2 separate regions of the Homo sapiens genome follow, and region 2 is linked to region 1. Evidence: read pairs that join two places in POLR2A ChIA-PET (ENCODE). Cell type or tissue: endothelial cell of umbilical vein. All regions are shown on one strand. Links, peaks and the distances in the headings refer to the core of each region. The heading gives the core; the rest is flanking DNA. Region 1 overlaps HCN1 (hyperpolarization activated cyclic nucleotide gated potassium channel 1). Region 2 overlaps HCN1 (hyperpolarization activated cyclic nucleotide gated potassium channel 1).

The links. Peaks named below come from ENCODE experiments on the same cell type or tissue, not always from the same donor. Only the 100,000 strongest peaks of a DNase experiment are listed, where the experiment ranks them.
Region 2: POLR2A ChIA-PET joins it to region 1 with 8 read pairs; 2 of 35 experiments call an interaction of 5 or more read pairs at or near these places.

What each region holds. Positions count from the first base shown.
Region 1 is chr5:45,452,319-45,456,729 of GRCh38, reverse strand. The region is part of intron 3 of HCN1 (hyperpolarization activated cyclic nucleotide gated potassium channel 1); the gene reads left to right. Among named protein-coding and RNA genes, the nearest start is that of HCN1, 240 kb to the left of the region's middle. In endothelial cell of umbilical vein, for the core only: no CTCF peak of the experiment used is centred there; a DNase peak (open chromatin) is centred at 2,419.
Region 2 is chr5:45,398,333-45,402,662 of GRCh38, reverse strand. The region is part of intron 3 of HCN1 (hyperpolarization activated cyclic nucleotide gated potassium channel 1); the gene reads left to right. Among named protein-coding and RNA genes, the nearest start is that of HCN1, 300 kb to the left of the region's middle. RefSeq lists an enhancer at 3,248-3,768. In endothelial cell of umbilical vein, for the core only: no CTCF peak of the experiment used is centred there; no DNase peak of the experiment used is centred there.

The DNA.
Region 1 (4,411 bases), core at 200-4,199:
ACTACATTTACATTTTATGCACCTACTTGGTTTTAGCAAAACAGCATTACTCATCACAGTAAATTTACATTAAGATGTATTTGTTGATTCATTATTTTGTATTTGATTTGTAAAATTATGTTTGTTTTAGTTTTATACTTGTATTTATTTGAGTAACATTATAATCAAAATAATTTAACCCAAGTCAAGGGTATTTCATTGTAATGATTCATTTGTTGTGATTTGAAGGAATCTGTGCATTATTTAATTTTGATAAGTGCTATTCTACAGTGCAGACAATTGGTCTTTCATGTATCTGCATCCTAGACAACTCCTATACCAACTCTGCATGTGTTGCTAACTAAAATATTGTTTATAATCAAAATGGTAATTATCAGCATTTTTTAAAATATGTGCAAACTAATTATTCAGTTATCTATTTAAGTGGTCTTCCTTATACAGTTTTTGTTTTAATGATTTGTGCATCTCAAGTTATTTTTTTCAAAGATAAGTAATCAATCACTTGACCATACTCTAAATTACTGAATTTAGAACTCGTGGACATACTCTAAATTGCTGAAGTCAAAATTAATAAGCCTCTAATTCTCTACATATCTATAGATATATTAATTTCCAAAAAGTTAAGATGCGTAAACCAATCTAGCAATATCAGAGAAAAAAACTGATATAAAAAATGTCTGTAATGGTCTAATTAGTAAAATCTATATGGAGAGAATAAGGGATTCCACTGGAAAATCTAGGTTACTCTATTTTACTTTTATTTGAAACAATGTGACAGGGACACTTACTAACAACCAAATAGCCACGTGCTTTCCATATTTTCTAGCTGCCTTTCAGTTAGATGGGTACCTGTCTGTGCTATTAATTAATAATTAATGGCCTATGAATAGCAGTATATTTCACTTATAGGTATAAGCATTGAAAAGCTGCTATAATGCCCTCAACCCTTTTTTTTTTTTTTTTTTTTTTGAGTTCCAGAAGCATGTCTTAATTTGAAGCTCACACATAACATAGCCTATCCTAACTCGTTTGTACAGAAACATAGGGGGCGAAATTTGCAGAATTAAATTTAAAGACATACATATCGGAATTACCTCAACCCCTAAATCTGCTGATTTTATGCAAGTCACTTGACTTTCTTGTACGTAGCTTCTTAGCTATGAATTAAGTGTATATTATGTATTTTTTCATTTAAATGATCTATTGAGTATTTCTTTGTTCCAGACATTATTCTAGGCACTAAACACATGGTAGAGGATGAGACAAAGTCCCTGCCCTCATTAGGCTTACATTCTAACATGCTTTTATTCAAACTATCTTTTCTGGGTACTAAAAACTATATAAAACTTGACAAAATGTAAGCTCAACAATGAATACATTTATAATCCAGTGAAATGGTAAATTATATGACATATCTATTAATAGGAATTTGAATTGAGAGCTCTGAAATGTTTGCACTGCCCAAAGAGCATGGTTCAAGTGCTGGTGAATTACTCCCCTTTTTTCTGTTTTCCAAACTGTGTTCCCTTGAAAATGAAGCCATGCAAGCCTATTTTCTCTTCTTAATTTAGATACCCAGGGAGTACAGTCTGTTTTCTAACTCATCCAGTGGTGTTCTAGTAGTAGCCCTGTGTGGATTGAAATAAAATCTATGAAAAACCGAGGGCCAGGGAGACACAAAATAGAGAGACATTCATTTCAAGTAGTATTAGCTGGCTTTAGATCAGGAACCTTCAATAGAGTGGGGAATCAAGATACTTCAGGCACTTCTAGCTCAAAAACTATAATCATCCCAATAAATGTGTGCTGGGTGGGCAGAGAAGAGAGAGCTATTTATTGATATTTTAAGTAAATAATTTGGAAAAAAAGCAATGAGAATTATTCATATGTAAGCTCACATATACAATTAGAATATAGAAACCCGGACAATTATTTTATCTATTGCCATTCTATCAAATATTTAAGGGCAAAATTAAAATAGATTCACTTTTTGTTTACAGAGCCCATTTAACTACTTAGGTAATGACTGATTGACATAATATAGCCAAAGTAATATTACGAAGAAATGAGCTAAAAAATCTCTTAATTAAAAATATATTTCCCCTCTCTTGAGATTCAGTAATCTATTTTAGATTTGAATTTCTATGGCTTAGAAATTGTATTATTCTGATAATATTAATTTTTTAAAATAGAACGTACTGCCATAACAGAAAGATTTTATTTTTTTTTATTTTTTTTTATTTTTTTTTAAGACCTAACAAAGGGTAACTAATTTGCTGACAAGTCACTGTAGCTCTACTGGAAAAAAAAATGCCTTCGTAGCTCCTATGAGTTATAATAATAAAGTAGGTCAGCAGCCTGCTGAGTGTTGCGATTCTCCTTTGCTGTCCTGTCTCTCCCAATTAGCAAAGTCTGCCTGGCAACTGCTCTCTATTGGATAGAAACATGACCTCATCACAAAAGGGAAAGGGTTCACATACTGTGTTCTTCCTTCTCAGATGTGGATTCTCTTACAGGAAAAAAATAAGGAAATCAACTCTAATCTGATATTTTGTTTTCAGATAAAATGTGTATTTCAGAAAATTTTAAATCGAACTATAATTTCATCATCGAGAGGGATACAGGATATTGATGAGATTGTATATTGGCTATGGTGACCTTGAGTTGCTTTAGCAATGTAAGACCAAGCCGTTAAGTTCCAAACATGTTTTTGTTCCCGCTTACATAGACTGGCTCTTAAATTTTAAGCAACAAATAGCAGAAGAAGCACTATTCATGAAATTACCTTATCTAACAAGTGGCACCTGATAAAGTTGAAGAAAAAAAAGTATTTTGCTGTCTAATATTTCCTCCAAAATGATTAATTTGCTAGACTTAGTTCTCCGTTATATCCTTGCTATTCTAAATGTTGTTGAGACATTCACAAATATAGTATTCATGTATGTATAACACATTATCTCACCTATTTTGAAGGAAATGAGTAAAAATACATTTACCATTTTAAAGATAAAGAGTCTGAAACAGAATTGTTATTCCATTTGCATAAAGCCAGAGACAGTATGGTAGCTGGTTATAAAATCCATATTTCCCCTTGGATTAAGGATGAACCCACCATACCATTCTACTTCATGAGCCCCAGACAACTTCATCTTTTATAAACCATTGCCAATTTATGTTTATAGAAAACAACCATGAATTGGCTGCACTGCTGGAAGAGCTCAGAATGTATATGAAAAATACGTGAAAAGTCATTGTGTTTTGTATGTGTGTGTTGGGTTTTAGGGTCTTTCCTTTTACTACTGTCGTAAATTCAAAAGAATCTGGCAAAGAAAGGCAATTATAATATCTTATTTTTTCTGAACTCCTCATATATTTACGTTTCACATAAAAATGTTGTTTTGAATTGATGCAGATTGGAATAAAATAGTAACATTGTCTTCAATCTGGGAATCAGTGGAATAGCAGACTAATAGTTTCTACTGTATTATTCAATTTACGGATATACGGATGTCAGGCAATTCATATGAACTTTCTCTTTCTAAAGAGTTCAAGGTTATCATTCTCTGTTTAAAAGAGACTTATATAGACTTAAATTATGTAAGCTAAGTTGCCTATTTTCAGATAATTTTCCAGACAAGATTATATAGTTGCTTCCCATAATGAAAGGCTCTCCACACTTTGCTTTTTCTATTCCATCTCATTTTTATCCCTCCTGCTTTATACCCCAGTCTAATTATGCTACTCTAGAGATATATGACAGAATCAGAAGTGACATGAAGAAAGCCATGTGATAAATGCGGGATATAAGAAAGAATAGGAGGGACACTTTTTGAAACCTAAAACGAACATTTCGTAACCCCATTGTATAACCCATCATTTTTTTTGAAGTGTTTGTTGTTTTTAGAGATGTAATTTATTCTGGAGTAATGAGTAAATTTTATGATGAATTTGGCTTTTAAACCTTTAACTTATTTCAGCTATTTTATACATATATTCTTATAATGTATCAACCACTGTAAGCAATTTATTAAATGAGATCTTAAAATATAGAATAGACTAATTGGCCCATTTTCTTTAAACTTTGAGGGTCTAGACATAGGGCCATTATGATTAACATTTAAATACTCTTTTAGGGAACAACAGACAGTGAGGCCTACTTGAGGGTGGAGGGTGGGAGAGGGAGAGGATAGGAAAACTACCTATTGGGTTCTATCTTACTATCTTATATACCCCATCATTTTTTAGAAGTGTTTGCTGTTTTTAGAGATGTAATTTATTCTGGGTACTATACTTACTACCTGCGTGACAAAAAAAAAATCTCTATATCAAACCCCTGTGACTTGCAATTTTCCTGTATAGCAAACCTGCATATGTACCCTGGAACCTAAAAAAAAAAACAAAAAAAAAAAAC
Region 2 (4,330 bases), core at 1-4,000, 54 kb after region 1:
ATTGTTATTGTTGTTGCTTTATACTTTTATATTATTTAAGTTCTCATTTCACTTCTCATAAACTTGTAATAACATTTATACTGACTTCTGTATTTGGTCCTTATTACATCCTTCCTCTACCTCAGGATTTTTCAGCCTCACCACAGCTAATATTTTGGACCTCCCAATTTTTTGTTGTGAGGCAGGAGAGGGAGTCTCCTCTGAACTGCAGAATTTTTAACAGCATCACTGGCCTCTACCCTTTAGATATTAATAGCACCTCTGCCAGTTGTGAAAACTAAAATGTCTGCTGATGTTGTATGTTGCCATGTCTCCTAAGTGGTAAAATCATCCTTAGTTAAGAACCAGCACTCTGCAATTCTGCCTGATCAATCTTCCTAAAATACGGTTTAGATCATATCATTCTCTGCTCACAAGTTTTCATTGGCTTCCCGTTTTGTACTGAAAATGTTTAAGGACTCAGACTCTGGTCATCACTGTGTTGCCTGGTATGTTCCCTATTCTGTCATATTTCTGGTATGCTCCTCATTCCCTCCTGTTTCTTCTCTACAATTTAGACTGGCTAAAATTTTATATATGTACACACACATACTATGGGGTTTGGTAACTTTTCTCAGCCTCCAAATACTCCTACTCCCCATCAAACTTCGTGTTTTAGATTTTTACCTGCATGACCCATGGTCTTACTCAAATTCCCTCACACAGTAGTTCAGTTTAAACCCCTGTTGGAATTGAGATGGTCCTTGTTTTTTAAACAAGGACCTTGTTTAATTAAACCTTGTTTAATTAAAACTCAGTATAAAAGTGGCTAAACAGAGCAGTGAAACAAAATATTGAGCCCAGACACAAATACCATTTTTATAGAGACAATATATAATAAAAGAGATATATTTCTCTATATGGAGACCTGTTGATTTACTAAAAGTTATATACTGGCACAAAAGACATTCCATTAATTTAGAATAAAGAAAATGTGAACTTTTCTATATCCAAAAAAAAAAAAAACCTTTCTCTAGGTAATACGTGTAAGTATAAGTAAATATAAAAAATAAAATAATCTGAAAAAACATTCAGGACATAGGAATAATCTTATTTAGAGATAGCTTTTTAATCATTATGAGAAATCCAGCAGCTGCCAAGGAACTTACAGATTTAATTTTCCTACATAAACTAATTGAAATATTTATATGAGTAATTATATGATTAGAAGGTCAATAGGCAAATGATAAATTAGGAATAAATATTTATAGCACATATCAGTTAAAGGGGTGATACCCAGTCTTCAAGGAGGCATTGCAAATTAATAAGGAAAAAAAAATTTCATTAGAGATGAGCAAGCCCATTTGGTAAATAAATACATGAACGCCTTCTCAAATTCCTTGGCTAGGGAAATGCTAATAAAAATAACAATGGGTTATTATTTCTCACTCTATAAGGTGATACAGTATATTTTTACACATTGGAAAAGGTACTGCCTTTTAAATCAATCTGGCAATATATTTTAAAATCAAACTGAAAATCTTACTCTTTGAACCAACAATCACACTCTTGGGAGTGTTACTGACAGAAAGAAAAGATATATGGATAAAGTTTTTAATTAAAGAATAGTTTGTAGTGGCAAAAGCTGGAGAACAATGGAAAAAATGACTGAATTAACTATGGTGTGATCAACAAACTATTACATAGTTATGTGAACAACAGATTATTTGGAGGCATTTTATATGTGATAACAACAATAAGAGCATATATAATAGGATTCATTTTTGTGGGAAAAAAAGCCAGAATCATGGATTTGTGTATGTGCATGTGTGTGTGATTATATGAACATGGAGAAAGGCACAGAATGATCCATACCTGATTTTGGGGAAATGTAGGTAGAGAAAGAGGAATGGAAACATGTGAAGAATGGAAAATAGAAAAGTTGCTAATGATTTTAAAAATAAGAAAGCATTCTTAGGCTGGGCACAGTGGCTCATGCCTGTAATCCCAGCACTTTAGGAGGCCAAGGCAGGTGGATCGCCTGAGGTGATGGAATTTGAGTTCGAGGAGTTCGAGACCAGTACGACCAACATGGTGAAACCCCGTCTCTACTAAAAATGCAAAATTAGCTGGGCATGGTGGTACTAATCCCAGCTACTCGGGAGGCTGAGGCAAAAGAATCACTTGAACCCAGGAGGCAGAGGTTGCAGTGAGTTGAGATTGCACCATTGCACTCCAGCCTGGGCAACAAGAGCGAAACTCCATCTCAAAAAAAAAAAAAAAAAAAAAGCATTTTTAATATATATTTATTTCAAGTCATTTAAGAGCATGTATACACAGGTGTGTGTTTTGTGTCTCTAGTGAAATAAATGAGAATAGACATAGCTGTATTATTCTGAAAAACTGAATTAAACTTTCTTTTCCAGCTCCATACCCTGCCTCCATTCATACAAAAAGAAATAAACAATACCAATAGAAATAAAGTGTAGTCTCCACTCGACACCCCATTGAACTTTTTATTATTTCCATTTTATCTAAATACCTCAAGATGCTTTAACAATATACCTTGTCTGTACCCTTATGTGGAGAAAGGAAATCTTGAATTAGATTTTACATTTTAGTAAATGTAAATATACCATTTCTTGTTCATGGACCATCTAGAATTTTGGAAATCTTAGATGTATTTCTGAGTATTATACATTTTCACTGATAAAGTAAAGTATAAATTTGCTCATTCTCCAAAATAAGAGTTTTTGCATGAGTTTATTATACTATGTACATATTAAAATATGACATACAACTAATTTTCTTGTGTTAAAATTAAATCTTATTTTTTACTTTTGCGAAAATACATATATAGAGAGGATAATTTAATATGAGCAGGACTTTTATTATAATTAAATAATAGTGAATTTCACTTTAAGAACCTCAATCCTTTCAGCTAAATGGGGCTAGTTATTTTCTTTATTTTTTAGCAACTATGTGCAGTTCCAAGGTTTATAAGACTGGGCTTTTCAATCTTCTGTTTTATTGTTTAAATCTACAAATTTGATGTTGGAAAACCCTATTAACAACAAACAAAACTACCCATATCTATTCAAAATAAAATAGCTTGAAAAGTTTATGATAATTTAAGAGTTAATTTGACAAATGCAGGTTTGGCTTCATTGATATGTGACCTTGAAGTTGCACAGAGCCCCTCACTGTCAAAAGAACCCTGTGCTTGGTTTAATGTTCTGCTCCTGCCATCTTGAAACTCTTAATAATTTTATCTTTGAACTTATGTTTTGTAAGTGAAGTCCACTAGGACAACAGGGTGTGAACATGAGCAGCAGAGCTGCAGGATGGCAGCATCACACACACAGATTCAGGCCTGTAGGCACAGGAGACATGCAATTGGCCTAGCAGCAAGGCAGCATATGCATCACTCAGCAGTCTAGATGCTATGTGTCCCTGATGTGGCCAAACCAGGACTGGTCCCAGATTAGGAGTGACTATCTGTAGCAGCAGGAGAAGCAGCAGCAACAAAGGCAGTCGTGAGAGATGAAAGTGGCTATCCATGCAGGCAGGGAGAACACCCATGGTGAGTAGAGAGCTTGCTCATCAGTCCCAAGGGACCATCCCTGTAGTATCTAAACAGATATTAAATCTCCCACCTAAATTCCAAGACAATACCCATGGCACTCAGGCAGTAAACTTTGTAAATAAATTATTACAAAATAAATGTTTACACATGGGCACGGCAGTAAGCACTTTAGAAAGTCATTAGAATTCCTCAGTGTTTACAATGTCCAGTTTTGAAAGCTGCTGCAAAATTGCACAGCAGATGTCCATAAACTTAGAAATACAAATTAAATTTAAGACTCACATTTGATGGAAAATAACACGATTTTTATATGAAGTTTTAAATTAAACCAATTATTAACAAGGAAGATAATTTTTAAATTAAACTTTCTTTGTAACTAAAAATATAGCAATACAATATATAAACAGGCATTTTAAATTATATGCAAATCTTGAAACTACTTTCAATTTTTTGCACGGCCTTGACAAGTTACAGGAAATATCAGAAGAAACACTAAAACATCCTTGCATACATTTAAATTTAACATTCAATTCAATAAAAGGCAGTATAAGTGACCCTTGTGATGGAATTATTCTGTGTCTTGACTGTGGTAATAAATACATGAACCTACACATGTGACAAAATTGCATAGACATAAATACACACACACACATATAGGCACACAAATGAGTACACTTAAATTACTGAGCTATAAATGAGATGAGTACATTATATCAATGTCAATTTCCTGACTATGAAACTATTCTATAGTTTGCAGCATGTTAC